Linked DNA regions of Mus musculus: region 2 is linked to region 1. A link is a loop called in an ENCODE intact Hi-C map of the cell type or tissue named here. Cell type or tissue: heart. All regions are shown on one strand.

The links. A loop is a pair of places that touch in the nucleus more often than their neighbours do. Peaks named below come from ENCODE experiments on the same cell type or tissue, not always from the same donor. Only the 100,000 strongest peaks of a DNase experiment are listed, where the experiment ranks them.
Region 2: a loop joins it to region 1, with 8 times the contacts of the local background. A loop is called at or near these places in 9 of 42 quality-filtered maps.

Annotation. Positions count from the first base shown.
Region 1 is chr8:90,654,286-90,662,285 of GRCm38, reverse strand. No RefSeq gene overlaps it. Among named protein-coding and RNA genes, the nearest start is that of Gm35850, 82 kb to the left of the region's middle. In heart, a CTCF peak has its summit at 4,385 (motif pointing right); no DNase peak of the experiment used is centred here.
Region 2 is chr8:90,345,645-90,353,644 of GRCm38, reverse strand. Tox3 (TOX high mobility group box family member 3) reads left to right here and starts at 5,393. Exons shown (of 7, transcript NM_172913.3): 1 at 5,393-5,782. The coding sequence starts at 5,696. In heart, CTCF peaks have their summits at 3,304 and 5,638; a DNase peak (open chromatin) is centred at 5,174; H3K4me3 peaks cover 2,948 bases; H3K27ac peaks cover 2,464 bases; H3K27me3 peaks cover 1,265 bases.

The DNA of each region.
Region 1 (8,000 bases):
GGAGGTGGAGACTTGCCAGAGGAAGTACAACCCTGGGGATGGCCTTGAGTATTTAGTCTAGCTGCATTTTCTGCTTGAGGCAGAAGGTGTGAGTGCTCAGCTTTCTGCTCCTGCATCTATGCCTGCTGCCTTGCCTCCTCACTATGACGGGGTTCTGACTTCCTGGAACCATAAGCTAAAATAAAGCCTCATTCTTCTGGAAGTTGCTTTGGTTATCGTATTTTATCACAACAGACAGGTAAGTAACACAGAAGGTTCAGTTTTGGAAGTCTAAGATCTGGGCAACAGGCATTTCAGAAAGGGAACCAGTTTCTGAAAACGGAAGGGCAGGTCCACAGAAGGTGAAAACTCCCATTTCCTGGTACAGTGATGGTGACTACACCAGGCCTGCAGATCTCAGCACCATGGGGAGAATTGAGAGTGAGGGGACCTGGAAGCAGAATGGTTTCAAGCTTTCCCACAACCATGGGAGATATGGGATGATACTAGAGGAATATCTTCAAGGCTGAAAGATAAATGATTACTGCTTAGATGAGTATGCACAGGCAAACTATCAATCAAATAAAGGGATGGACAAGCATTGTAATTTATAATAAGCAGAGATGCTTAGAAATATCCCTATTGGGCTGGGCGGTAGTGGCACACGCCTTTAATCCCAGAACTTGGGAGGCAGAGGCAGGCAGATTTCAGAGTTTGAGGCCAGCCTGGTCTACAGAGTGAGTTCCAGGATAGCCAGGGCTACCCAGAGAAATCCTGTCTCGAAAAAAAATGTCCCTATCAGCTATTTTAGGTATATGCCCCCAAATACCTAAATAAGGGAGCTTCCTCTCTTTGGTCTGGGTCCAATTTAATTTCTTTTTACTATAAGGAAGTATTTGGATGCCTATATGATAAACTTGTCCAAAGTTTTCATTGTTATTGTTTTGCCATCCTCAAAAATCTTTTTTTTTTTTTGCCTCAAACAATATTAAAAAAATTTGTGTCCAGTACTAGCAAAGGAAATATGAAAGTTGAATAAAGATGTTTTAGGTTAAAAAAAATCCATTCCCTGGAAGCTACTGAAGGATGTCTTCTATTCCAGAAAAGAGGGAAGAATTTGACAAGGAAGAAGAAAGAAGTTCCAGGAAAGAAGAGACCCAATTCAAGGGAGAAGAAATCCAATCCAATCCAGTACCTACCAGAACCTTCCAGGGGATTTTTTTTCAAGAATAGGAGCTTGTTAGATAGTCTTAAAAAGAGATTTAGAAAAAAGGCAGGAAGTTTCAAGTTGCATGAGCGGTAAGTTCCCAGGAGGGGGAAAACAACAGTAACATCATTATCATCATCATTATCAACAACAACAGCAACAGCAACAGCAACAGCAACAGCAACAACAACAACAAACCGACCAAAAAACTCCAAACCCCTTAACTAAAAAACAAAAACAACACCCTCCCCTACCCCCCCCCCCCGCAAGACTATTGTCTCTAGGGAAACGTGAGAAAGAAAACAACCGTTATTAACTTACTCATGACTGTACAGTTAAAATGTTTATTGATCTGATAAAACAAAAATGGTTTTATTGAGAAGAGTGTGTGTGAATAAGAGTATTCATGAAGCTAAGGGATGGAAGAGAAGTTTAGTTATCACCGGAAGTGGAGGAGGGCAACAATGCGGTATAAAAGGCAAGACTGGGAACTTCATAACACGTATGCTGTTCATGGTTACTGGGGTGATGGACATGGGGGCAAAGGGTGACAGGTGCTGAGTGTCATGTAATCTTCTATGACTCCTTGACTCTTTAAATATATGCCTTTATATATTTGATAATCATAAAATTAAAGATAGCTTTGTAGAGTATCTGTTGTGTCATGAGGACCTCACAATAAGTTTTTATCATTATTTTTCTTATTCCTAGTGTGCTGAAATGGGCCAGGTGTGAAAGGGAGAATTTTCTTTAAACTTTTGAATTTAAATACTTTAAAATTTTTCTTTAAAAACCATCATCATCACCACCACCACCACCATCATCATCATCGTGATGGACATCCAGGTGCTACAGCCTGAGTATGGAGGTCAGGAGGAAACAACGTTCAAGAGTTGCTTTCCTCTCCATCCTCTATGGGATCCTGCCATCAAATTTAGGTTGTCAGGCTTTAGTGGTATCTTACGGGCCCAGGAGAACGTTTCTGGATGTAAAACAACTCAAGCTGTTAGCTCAAACCCATTTTCTGTATGATGATCTGACTGTTGAACTTCAGTGCAGAGGTGGAGGCCTATGCCCTCTTTAGAATTTAGGAGGATGAAGCCAAGTCTTCTACAACAGATGTCCTCAGTGTGTTTGGGATGCCACACTTCATTTCTTATGACTCTGTTTACCCTTCATACCACTGTGTCAGAACAGCCCAAGAGCGGAGTCATGTGAGAAATCTGACTGCTAGTGAGAAAACTCCAGCAAAACAAGACGAGAGTCTTGTGACCTCGGTTTCTTCAAAACACAAAATTGTTCTTGAAATGTGTTTTTGTGCTCTTCCCAGGTGCAGTGGATAGGAGTGAAGTTACCTCATGTGCTGTCACTCATGTTCCTCAGGGGAAAACATGCTTTTGCCATGTGAGGCATTGTCCTTGTGATTGGACACTTCACTCAGGTGACTCTTCTTAACCCTCAGCATATAAATTGTCCGATGCTCTGAATAAAGTTGAATAGTTGAATCTTGGATGCGACTTTATTTTGCTTCATTTTTAGGTCCTGCTCTCCCAGGTTCATGACACCAGCTAGGTGGGTAAACGGCATTGATGCTGTGGTTATCTTCACTGGGAGGTTGGGGAAGGGTCTTGGAAGGGTTAACATTGTTCCCCATCACACAGTAAGGGAGAAGTAAGACTGGGAGTGGAGCCCAGCTTTGAAAGCCTAAGGCCATGCTAGCTCCTCTGCTCCTCCCTCCTCCTCTCCACCCCCAGCAGCAGAGAGTTCACAGGCACAATCCGGAATGACAGCCTCACAATGGAATCATGCAGAAAGTCCGGATGTGTGGAGGACTGGCAGGGTCCAGCTACATCTGTGTGTTCCTGCCAGTGAACAGACCCTTGGGCTGGTGCCCTGGTTACAGACCAGGGGGCTGTCCTTTTGTTCTTGGGTCTGCAGAGCCTCTACTCTCAACAGTTTAGCACCATAGAGCCAACACACTATTGTTTAATCTCACGGATCTCTCCTGACAGGACAATTTGTTCTCTCTTCACCCTGGAGAGATGGGTGAAGGCTAAATGTAAACAGAATCTTCGTCCTACTCAAAACAAAGTCAGAGCTTTGACTTTGAGCTAAAGATGTCACAGGCCACGGAAGGAAGTAAGACTCTGAAAACCACTGAGATTTCTGCCTTACCTTTGTACAGCTGGCCATACTTTTTTCTTTTTTTTTTTAACTTCACTTCTGTCCAGGTGATTTGGAGCCTACAATGACTGGGAGATTTAGGGGTCCCTGGTGCTACACAAATCTAGATGTCTATTGCATTTATGTTTTGTGTATATTGTATGTTGTTACTGTTTATTTGTCTGAGATAAGAGTCCTGCTACGCAGTCCAAGTTGGGCCCCAGACTCACAATCCTCCTGCCTCAGCATCCTTTCCAGCTTCCTTCTGAGCTTCTATGCGTGTAGCACTCTACCTGCATTTTAAAGGCATATTATAGAAATCGTGGCATGTGCACCAGTCAGGATAAACTTGGAAAGGAGATGGTACCTTGATAAAGGTTGTCAGTGTGCATTTTTGCTGTCTGAACTTGTTTTGTTTTAACCAAGGTGGGTGTAGCAGGAAGGGAACTCTGGGAGAATGGTGAAGTACTTCAAGCCAGCAACAGTGAGGAGCTCTAACCACCATATGCTTAAAGGGCACCAGACCTTCAAGAGAAAGTTATATAGAACAGCTGTCTGGAGTTGCTGAGATTATGGGCAGTGGTGGTGGCAGGGGAAAGGGGAGACAGTACCTTCCAAATGTACTGGAAGGATGGAGCCTGGGAATAAACATTTTCCTATACCTCCTCCTCCATCACCAGCCAGTGCCTCCCCTTGGGTAAACCTGACTAGAGGGCAGAAGGCCAAGGGATACATAATAAAGTCCTATAGGTTGGCTCCCCTGGACAAGGAAGAGGGTGGAGACAGATGGAGGGTAGGTTTGGTGAAGCCAGAAAGAGACACTTAAATTCGGGTTCACCTGTGGCTCCAACTTGTCTGTTCTGGTGTAGGCCCTCTGTCCTGCTTCCTTTGTATGCCTTTGTCACCTTTAGATCCAGTCCTGCAAACGGTGCCAGCTCTTCTCAAGGATATGAGCACTCTCAGCGAGTATATTTTTATTGTGAAGACATCTGCACCTTCTTGCCAGCCAAAAACAACATATGGAAGCGTTTCCCACATTTTCACCAGGGGGCACTCACTCCTTTCCCATGGATAGCTAGAAAGGCTTTTTTTTTTTTTTTTTTTTTTTTGCAAGTATTTGCTAGCCAAAATAGAATCCTTTTCTGTGGGCACAGCGACTGTTGGAACAGCTCTGTCCTAAAGTGATTTCTATGTAGCTAAACACTGTTTCTGTTTGAAAGACGACTGGACCCTGGGACGATTTCTTGGTAAATGTTTAGGGCCCAGCTTGCACACTGCCGGGAAAGTGTTTGGGTCTAAATGCTGTCTTATTCTGCCATTAAAATGAACAAAGCCAGAAAGACTTTGAAAAGATAATCGGCATGCCTAATTTGTAGGTGCTTAAAAAAAAAAAAAAAGCAAAAAAACCTAGCTGAAGGCCAACCAATCAAAGCTGGTTTTGAAAAACCTCTCTGTAGGGATTGTCTTGTACCCATCCCCATGATTCATCCTCATGGATAAGTAGAGGGTCCTGGGGGAAAGGTGTTTTCTCAAGTATAAATTCTTCCAAATGGAAAGACATTTGTTTGCTATCATATCAATCTATTAGCTGTGAGAGTGACACATGCTTTGTCAAAGGATCCGTGCAGTCAGCCAAGCAATATAGCTATGTACGAGGAACGGGCAGAGGGAAGGGGGAGGAGGGGCTTGCTTCTGTTAAAAATGAATCATGGATGAGACCGGGTAAAGACAAATATGGATCTCTGATCCCTTTTAAACGAGCATTGTCTTATACCTGCAGGGAAATACAAAGACTTATTCAAATGTACAGAGTGGAGAATGGTGGGAAAATTGGTTTCTCTTATCCTATTGGAGGCTTGGCATGGAAGGTATTTGATCTGTCAAAGAGTCAACCAGTCAGTCAGTCATCAAAGGGTAGATTAAAACTGGCTTGTGCCCATGAGCGGAGTTTGTCCTTAAGTCTGGAGTCTGTATGGTATGATGGAGAAGAACAAAAGTTTTGGCATAAAGTCAATCTGGATTCAAATCTTGGCTCTGTCACTTATCTACAATCTCGGGGAAATTCAGTTAACCTCTTGAGCCTTTCTGACATATAAATGGGGGAAATTATATGATCTACTTAATGGACTCAGGGAAGATTAAGGCAGGAACCCAAGCAAAGTTTCTGTTGCATAACAATGAGTAGTGGTAGGTATCATCATGATCTTAATAACAAATCAACCCCATTCCGAGTACTTACTGTCGTTCTATAACAAGGAAACAATCACATGGGTCGAAGTAATTTATTACTTGGCTTTTTTCCCCCTTCAATTAACTTTAGTAGCCAACTATGGTACTGCTAATTAGTTATTTAAAAAACAACAGCTGTTTGAGTGAGTTTACTGTCATAAAAACACAGGATCTTAGAGCTAGGGAGACTAACAGATTCATTTCATCCAAACCTCTTTTAACATGAAGGGAATCCTTTAAAAAAAATCTTTAAAATAAAGCCAACCTATCTGCATAGCCATAAATAGAAAGTGTGGCCAAGACCCACAGTACCTTCCTGGATGAGGACAAAGCTGTGTTTTACTCGATAGCCCTTCCTCGGAAATCAGTGCTTCCCGACGATCAAGGGGTGTTATCTCTTTATTTTCTGTATTCCAGCTACTGTAAGTTTATTTTCATTACTTCCTGTTGCTTTCTGAAACATGTTAGAGAATCTTCTAATCGAGCTTGCAATGAGAAATTAAAAATAGTATCCAGAGTGGTGGATAGAGTGCAATCCTTATCAAAATACCAAGGGGACTACTTCCAGAAATAAACATGCTAAATGCGCACGTGTATGAACACACACACACACACACACACACACACACACACACACACACACACACACACACATACACACTCCAGTCAACCAAAGCAATACTGAGAAGGAAAAGTGAAATTGGATGCATCCCACTTCCTGACTTAGAATTATATCACCAAGTTATACTACTTAAAATAACACGGTACTTGGTCTACCCAATCTTAAGATACATTCCAGTCCATAGTAATTATTAAAAACATCATGGTTCTACCACAAAAATAGACATGTAAATTAGTGTAATAGAACAGAGGGCGCAGATATAAGTCTACACAGTTATAGTCAGTTGATTTTGTACAAAGACGACAAAAAGTGCACACTGGAGAAAAGACAGCTTCTTTAGCAAGTGACTCTGGGTAAAGTGTATGTGTAGCATGTAGAACAATTAAGCTAGATCCTTATCTCTCACCCTGTACAAAAATCAATTCCAAGTGCATTGAAGACCTTAATGTAAAACCCCAGACGCTGAATACCGGTAGAGGGAAAGGTAAGGACTATGTTACAAGAGGTTGGCATAGGTATGGACTTTCTAAATAGAAACCTGGTTGCCCAGAACATAAGGTCAACAATTGACAATTGGGCTTCATAGATTAAAAAAATACTTCTGTACAGCAAAGGAAACAGTTGTATGAAAAGGTAACCTATGAAGGGGGAGGAAAATCCCAGCCAGTTATATATCTGACAGAGGATTGATGTTTAGAGTATGTAAAAAACCCAGAAAACTAAACCCAAGCAATAAATGCCCAATTAAAACAAAAAACAAAAAACTTTGGAACCAAATACAACGTTCTCAAAAATGGCTGGGAAGTAATTTTAAAAGTGTTCAAAATACCATTATTCATCATGCAAATGCAAATTAAAACTATTTTTGAAAGCACCCCAATTAGAATGGTTATCACTATCATCTTGAAAATAGCTGCCAATAAATTCTAGTATTGATGTGGGAAAAGGGGGGAGTTCTTACACACTTCTGGGGGGACTGTAAACTGCTACAGCCACTGTGGAAATCAGTGTGGACATTGCTCAAAAAGCTATAGAGCGACAATGTGACCCGGCTACATCACTCTTGGGCAGATAGCCAAGGAGTCTGTTCCACTACAGACACACTTTTTTTTATCCATGTTCATTGTTGCATATTCACAATAGCTGGGAGGTTGAATTAGCCTGGATATCAGTCAACTGATTCATCAGTTGAGAAAATGAAATTATATTCAGTTGTAAGAAAATGTAATTATGAAAATTCCAGGTAAATGAGTGGAGTTGCAAAACACACTGAGGTGACCCAGGCCTGGAAAGACACACAGTGCACGTTCTCTCTCGTTCATGGATCCTAGTTTTGAATTTTTACATTTATATGTTAAATTCAGAGTATTTGTTGAAGCAGTGAAACCAAAAAAAGGAGGGGAAGCTTGCAGTGTGGATGCTAGGAAAGTAGAGAGGGGATATGGTGGGAGCCAGAAGGTTTAAGCAGAGATGGGGTGGATTTTAAAAAGTGATTGAAAGGAGGGAGCCGACAAGGTCGACTAGTGCTGCATCTAGAAGCCATGGTCTGTAAAACAAAAGCCCAGTGCCGAGAGTGGGATACTTCTCCTGCCGGTTGGCCCCGGAGTCATCAGAAGTCCCCCAAACAATGTTCGATTTGGTCATTCCTCTTGGTTGTCCATAGAACTAGGTGATAAGACCCTATTGCTGAAGGTATTACACACGTTGGTTGCAGGATATAGAGAAACCAAGCTGGAACTGGAACTGAGTTGAAAGTTGAAAGTTTCCTCCCCATTTACGAGTTTCTACGGTGCCAGAAGG
Region 2 (8,000 bases), 310 kb after region 1:
TCCACTCTTGTGGAAGCCTCCTCACCAACCATCACTGCCTTTGTCTTTTTGAGGGGGAAAAAAAAACCCTTTTTCACTTGAACAAAATAAAAACTACGTAGGATTTGTTTCTGGAGTGTAATTATAAACTTCATTGTGTGTTCTTCCTGGTTTTGATGCTTATCTCCAAGAGTTCAGTGAGAAATAAATTGTTTTTATGAAAACAGAGAAACCATTTGATAAACACGCTGCCTCTGAAAATTGTTCCTGCAAAAGAGGTCATTCTTTCACTTCAGAAAAAAAAATAGAATATGTTTCAGCAAACAGGCAGGGCAGCAGCTTAGGATTTCTGTGAATGGATTTTTTTTTTTTAGGGTAGCTACACTGAAAATTGCACACCTCCTGATCGCATTAAGGGTATTGGCTTCTAAAATAGCTTCATTGAGGAACGACTCAGACCACAAGCAAAGACTTGATGCAGTTCTGCTCTTATTTCTAGGAATTAATTCTCAGTTTAGTACTTTTTGCTCCTAGGTTTTTGGGGTTGTTGATCCATAATTATAGTCTGTCAGAGCCTACCAGTGACTGTATTCTTAGTAAAGGTAACAGTGAATTGGAGAAGTGGTAGTTAGTTTTGGTGTACTCTTCCTGCATCTACTGTACAGAGACCAACATGAACAAAATCTGTCTTAGTAACGCAAGAAATAATCTCATGAACACAACTGAATACATATAATTATTACAAAGGGAAGGCTTACTTTGTTCCATCTGCTCATGTGTCTATATCTTTAGCTGAAGTAAAAATATAAAAATAATTTGCATTTCTAGACTAGAAGTTTTGATTTAGTAAAAACTGAAACAAAAAGTCGCCTGGCCTAGAGGTTTCTTTCAGGCCGTATTGTCCTGTATTTCCTGGTGGAACTCTTGCCCTTAGACAAGTTTTACTTGGGTGTTGTGCTAGTGACTTGTCACTTGGATGTCCCCTCACCACACCCCATGTTAGCCACTGTGAGAACGTTGGTCAGTCTGATTTTACTTGCATGTGATTCCAACTTTGAATGTGAAATGCTGATTCTCTGACAGGAAATTTAAACTTTGTGGCAATGTATGAAGAATTTAGACACTGCTTTATGACTGGAAGCCAAGTTCAGATACAAAACCAACCACCAACCACTTGCCCTTATAATACATTGGCTGTTACTATGGGAATAGAGGGGAAACTGGAGAAGCTCTGGCCTTGTTAATTTCCATTTGGAGCTGCTGCTAATTTGGCTACATTACATACTGCAAACAAGGATCACAATATTTGGATAGGTCTTTTCATCACCCGAACACAAGAGAACTAAGCCATATATAATATTTAATAGTATCTGTCTCATTTGGCTTACATGACTTTCAGAAATTCCTAAAAGTAAGATTTCTGGTTACAACATCCAGCAGGATTCAGTTTAATACACTCCTCTCTGGTTCTTGCTTAACCTGAGGCCACAGAAAGGAAGAAAAAAAAATGGAGAGCTCTGTTAAGATTTAAAGCAGCTTTCATATTTTGTAACATTTACTTATTTTTTTTCTCGTTAAAAATATTCATGGATGAATAGAGACACCAATCTGATAACAACTAATAGTAATGACTCAAGGAGTTTCTTTATGCTCAGAATTTATGTTTTGGCTTCCCATAGACTTCTATGGTCACTTTTTGAAAAGTATGTGTGTTTGTTCACATATGTGTATTTTCATGTGTGTTTGCATGTGGGGTGCAATGTCCATCTGTGTGGAGGGTAAACCTTGGGTGTCTCAGAAGGGTCATCTACCTTTTCTCTGGTAGGGTCTCTCATTGGACTGAGGCTTAGCAATTAGGTTAGACCAACTGGTTAGTAAGCCTCAAGACCTTGTCTCTACCTCCCCAGCTCTGTGGTTACAGGCTTGCCCAACTTTTCATGTGGGCTCTGGGGATTGAACTCAGGTCCTCCTGCTTGCCAGGTAAGTGCTTTGCCCACAGAACCACTCCCACTTAGGCCCTCTGCTGCCCTTCTTAATAAACATTAGCACTATTCAGCATACATTTAAATCACATTTAACATAATTTTTTTTGAAGAAACTTCTTCAGGTTTAAGGCTTGCCTAGTGATAGGAAGCCTTCGGTATGGGATTCAGAAAGGAAAGTCTGGATGATGTCACGTCACAAAGGTCCTCAATGCTTCAGAATCAACTCTAAAACTGTTTGCGCATGGGCCTTATTTATGTCCTCTGGAACTTCTAAAATGAGGTGCCACTACCAACACAATAGAGAGTTTAAAGCTACTCGGTTCTAAATGAAACAGTATAGCTTTGGTGCTCACCCCCACAAAATCCCAAAGACAAAAAGATGCCTAAGGTACAGTCCCCTCCAGGGAGATTATTCCAGTTAAAGGTCCTGTGTAGCCTTAAGTTCCCCCACACCCCCAGCCATGCTGCCTGCCAGGAATATTCCTATGTGAAAGCATTTAATCTTTCTCTCCCCCATCTTTCCCAGCTTCCTTCTGAACTTCCTCTTATCCACTGCAAAGGACGAACCAAGCAAGGTCTGCTGCTCTTGAGATACCAAGCATCTTGCTAGGTGCACCAAACCACCCCATCCCTTGAGTTTCCTTCAAAATATTCTGCAACTCAAAAACTGCAATAGCTGTAACATGACAGGACCTCCATTCAGATGGTTGGATGAGACAGAATCTCTCTCTCTCTCTTTCTCTCTCTCTCTCTCTCTCTCTCTCTCTCTCTCTCTCTCTCTCTCTCTCTCTCCCTCCCTCCCTCCCTCCCTCCCTCCCTCTCTCTCCCTATCCCTCTCCCCTCCCCTCTCTGTGTGTGTACATTTCTGCAGTACAACACATAGTCCCTTCTAAAAACTTTCATGAGTCATGTTGGTGTTTCCTTTCTTATACACAAGTGTATAAACAGTGGCTGGCATATACTGGGTGCTCAAAGACAACTGGTTGAATGTGTGGTGACAGAGTGGAAAGATCACTTGCACAGACTTCCCAAAGGACCAGTGACTTCTCACTCTGATGCCCCAAGCACATGTCTGGTCTCACAGTCCCATTCACCCCTCCCCCAATACTCACACTTTTGCTTACATCGCACTCTAAACTAAAGCGCAGACTTGTGAGTGTAGTCTCCTCTCAAAGGCTTCTGCGTGACAGGCAGAGGCTGTATAGGGAAAAGCAAAAAATCTAAAATAGTGGCCAAGAGTGGTATGGGGTGTGAGCAGGCATTCCTAAACCCAGAGAGTCTAGGGGCAAGGCTCTCACAGTTTCTATGAGTGCAACCCACTAGCTCCTGTAATTCCAGCTTCTGCAGCTAGTGGGATTTCTGCAGCAGAGTATTTATGTGCCAGATTCAGGAGGTCTGATTACAACTTCAGGTTCTCCCTCGGCAACTTTGTTTATACTTTACTTCATCCTCTGTAATCAAGCTCAGATTGCTTGAGATGCAAGGCAGATAGACTGTAAGGTGAGGGAGAGATAGGAGTGTGCAGAGAGAAAAGCTCATCTGCCCGGCCTTTGATGCTTGCTCCCTTTAAGGGTTACCCGGTAGGAATATTCTTTTCTGGTACCCTGGGCCAGCGGTTTCTTCTCTCCCTTGGTCAGACCCTGCACTTTGCCACTATTGTTAGATACTCATAGTGAAACTTAAAAGATGTTCTCTTTCGGGACAACAGGTGGCCACTGCAACCTCTAGTTCTGATTGGTGGAAAGGCCACAGGCGCCCAGTGGCCCAGAGAAAGGGCCTCCACTTCACCGTTTCAAGAACTTACTCAATGGGGTGTTGTCCTGATAACATCTCAGCACACTGCCAATTTGTGCAACCCGCTGGGCCATTAGGGAGCGCCGCTGGGTTGTCAACAGTAAATGGAGACTCAGGAGAGGGGACCAAAGCCTCTTCAGGAGGGGGGAATTAAGAGTCAACCCAGTGACAATGTGGGGAGTTGTTCCTTCTCTGAATACACAGGGCTCTCTTAGGCAGTCCCCTGACAAGTTTCTGCTAAGAACACACACACACACACACACACACACACACACACACACACACACACACACACACACACACACATTTCCACCTAATTGAAGTTTATTTTTCTTGCTTGGTTCCTGAAGTATAGTATTGAGTGAAGGAAGGTACACATAGGTGTTGCAAGCTGGAGAACACTTAGAAATCCGTGCATGTCTGGAAAAGTTCAGGTCCCAGACCAGCGAAGTGATCCAGGCCCCACACCTTTAGAGACTGTCAGTTGAAATAGTTTAACATCTTTCCCTTCTAGTTCAAAGTAGTTCGCAGATAACTGAACCGAGAAAGGGAGATCTCACAGCTCAGCCAACATTTTCTAGCGCCAAGGCTGAAGGCCAAACTTTCAAATTAACTCAGAGCAATAAAGCCAAGGGTGGTGGTGATGGTGGGGGTATGGGGGCGGAGGGTGGGGGGAGAGAAATGTAGATTAAAAGAAAGAGAAAGAAATAAGAGGGTGGGTGGGTGCAGCGTGGGGAAGTTAATCACCCAGAACCTTTTAGGAAAAGAGGGACATTTTCTCTAGGAGAGCAGCGAGTGATCCGCCTAGATCCAGTTACTCAAATGCCTTTCGAAAACAAACAAGAGTAAAGAAAATACAAAGAGACCGGACTTGAGGCTTAACCTGGGAAGCTTCAAGTCTGCTTACTTGTGAAAGGTCAGGCCCTAACACCCCTCTGGTAAAGACCACAGGTGTACATGGGGTTCCGGCTCCTGGCTCAGGAGCCACCTGCACAGGTTAGTTTCTGGGCTGAGTCTATACCGGGGATATCCAAGTAGAAGAGTAAGTAGGGTAGAGGGATTGGGAAACAGGTCCCCCACCAGCAAGAACTGGGACGAGGTGGTAGGGGCAGAAGAGAGGGCTGGGTGAGAAGTGGACGGTTTTGGGATGCTGGGGCCAAGGGAAGCGAGGGTCGCACGGGAGAAGAGTGGGACTCGAGGAGGGACGGTGCTGGCAGCAGCGGGGAGGCCGAGGGAGGCCCGGGAGCGGGGAGAGCGGTGAGGCCGCGGGGACAAAGAGGACCGGGGAGGGAAGGGGTGGGACGGTGAGAGGCCGGGAGAGGAGCGCGCGGTGGCCGGGGCTGCACGGGGCGCGGGGCGGGGCGCGAGCCCGGAGGCGGTCGGCGGCGGAGCGCACCGGCGGGGCGGGCGGCGCGCCAGCTGCCCGCGGTGGGAGGGGCGGAGCGGCAGCGGCGCGGGGAGGGGACCGGCGGCGGCAGGAGGGGGAGCGGCAGGGGAGGGGCCGGGCCCCTTGTCTCCGCGGCTCCTCGGCTCAGTCCGCCCGGGGAGGAGGAGCGGGGCCAGCCGCCGCCGCTGCCGCCGCCGCCGTCCCAGCTTCGCCGCGCACCTGAGCTCGCCGGCCGTCCCGGGCCCACGCGCTGCGCCCCGCGCCCCGGGCGCCCGGCCCGCGCGCAGCCAGCTTCGGTGTCCCGGTGGGGCGCGTCCCTCGGGCCGCCTCCCGCTCTCCCGCGGCTCGCGTGGCCGCGCCTTTGTGTGCTGCAGCCGCAGCTCCCGGGCTCGTCGGCGGCCCCCGCGCGACGCCCCTACAGTCCCACGGCCCGTGCGCTGTCCCCGGGCGCCCCCGGCCGGGCGTCCTCGACGGTGGATCGTACGGCCGCGAGGAGGCGGGTAGCGGCCCCGGCGAGTTCCAGCCCCGGCCCCCAGCCCCCGGCCCCGGCATGGATGTGAGGTTCTACCCCGCGGCGGCCGGGGACCCAGCCGGCCTGGACTTCGCGCAGTGCCTGGGGTACTACGGCTACAGCAAGGTGACCGGGCCGGGGGCGGGGGCCACCTCTCCATCCCGGGCGCGTCCCTCGTCCCGCCTAGCCTGCTGCACTTTCTTTCTGATCTTTCCTTCCCACCCGCTGGCTTCTCGGTGCGCCTTAGTCTCCGACCAACTCTTTTCGTCTTCTCTTTACGTGCCCTTTCTACCCACCTTTTTGTCCCTCTGCTGGCGCTCCCTCTGCCCTCCTGGTCCCCTCCCCCGCTCCCCCTAAAAGCTGTGTGAAGCGCAGTCCCGGGACTGAGCCGAGACTGGCGTGTGATTCTTTGTTGATGTTATTAGTAAACTCGATTGCAACACCCCTACTATGTGTGCATGGGGGTGGGGGGACACGCTACGTAGGGGGTCCCCGATCTCGTGGGCCAGAGATTCCATACCTTCGCAGCCCATCTCACCTCACCCACCCAGTCAGGAGCTGGTCCCCGGGAGCTTGGAGAAGATGAACAAACTTTATAGAGTGTGGCTGGGTCTGGGGTCTGGATCTGGGAAGCCTGAAGTTGCAGGATCCCAGCAGGTGCCTCTTACTTCCCCTGCTCTAGGGCGCTTTGGTCTACTAGACCAAGATGCTCGCCTCTTCCGAGTTAAGGCAGTGGGCTTTCGTATTTTATTTTATTTTGCGGAGGAGGGCGGGTTAAGTTTTTTTTCTTTCATGGAGATCAGAGTTGCAGCTCCACATCATGCCTCAGGGTCACCCCATCTTCCTCACCTCTTGCCGCACAAACTTACAGGAGTAAGCGATTCAGGTGGTCATAGGTGGACCTTGGACGCAGTCAGTGGGCTTCCCGGATCCGGTTGTCTACCTTGCCTACTGCTCCCACCACAGAGCTTTGCGACATAACCCTGAGGGCGATATTCAGAGAAAGAGTCCTGCGCCTTTTGATTGTGTGTGTGTGTGTTGTGTGTGTGTGTGTGTGTGTGTGTGTGTTTCCCCTTCCCCCTGCTCCTCCCTCCTCTCCGACTTTTCTTTCAAATCCTAGTTTGTTTATGATTGCTTGGATAACGGAGGAGGAAATACAGAGGCAGCCAAAAGAAAGGTGCAATACAAAACTAATGAATAAATAACAGGAAGAGGAGGGATTGTATCTAGCGCCGGGATAGTTGACTGTGCCCCTGGCTGATGGAGGTCTGTTCTTCATTGTTTATTCTCTTTTCCCAACTCCAGTGCTAAAGTTTGCAAAGACCACTGCAGTCTCACTGCCTCACTTCCCTGTCGTGGTGGGCAGCCCTGGGCCAGGCACCCAGGACCCTTCCAGTAACTCTAGGATGGAGGGGTGTTTTTAGTCCAGTGGTGATAGTGACCATTCACACTCTTCCAAAGCTGGGAGGAATGCCTTAAGCATCGAAAGGAAGGCTAGCAAAGGCCGAAGGCTGTATGTAGCCCGAGTAAAGGATCGGTTTCTGTCGTCTGATTTTGGATTTACTCAGGTTATTAAATGCTTTAAAAAGTCCCCCATGTATGCTCAGTCAGGGACTTAGGCAGCCTAATTAAGTATGTAGTGTTTCTGAGAATCCGCCTAATTGTTCCAGTGGGGTATTACTTATCTCCTCAGAGCTGAGCCTGTGTACGCAGCCCTTCTGTAAACTGGGCATGCTCTTATTTTTGGAAACCATTACCTTGTCTAATGTAACTACTTCTTTCTCTGATTTAAGATCCGCAACACTCGAATGGCATCCAAATAGAAACCTATTGTATTAAGCCAGCCTCTGCCATGCATGGCAAATCTCTGTTCACTGGGATCCCAAGGGTTTCAAGGGTCTGAGGAAATTGTGAGTGGTGTGTGTGTGTGTGTGTGTGTGTGTGTGTGTGTGTGTGTGTGTGTGTGTGTGTATCTCCTTTCATTTTCTGAGAAGGTTTATTTTTGAGTCAATTTAAACTCAGAAACTTATTTCAGGGAAGGTCTATAAAGCTTGAAACCAGACAGTGTTTGTCTAGATGCCCGGTCAACTTTGGCAGTGGGGAGAAGCAAGATCATTTGGAGTCTCCTTCTGAATCCTGTGATGGCCCTGAAATAACTTGCTTTAATAATTCAGCAGTCTGATGGTAGGTAGGAAGGTCTGTGGGGACCCAACTTGTAAAACTTGGAACCAGCACTTAGCATTAGGAGGGGTCAAATTGTCCTCATTGTAAGGTGTGTTTGCCTTTGCTTGTTTACAGGTAAAAATGGAAGTACCTTTAGACTGAGCCATAACACAAATATAGT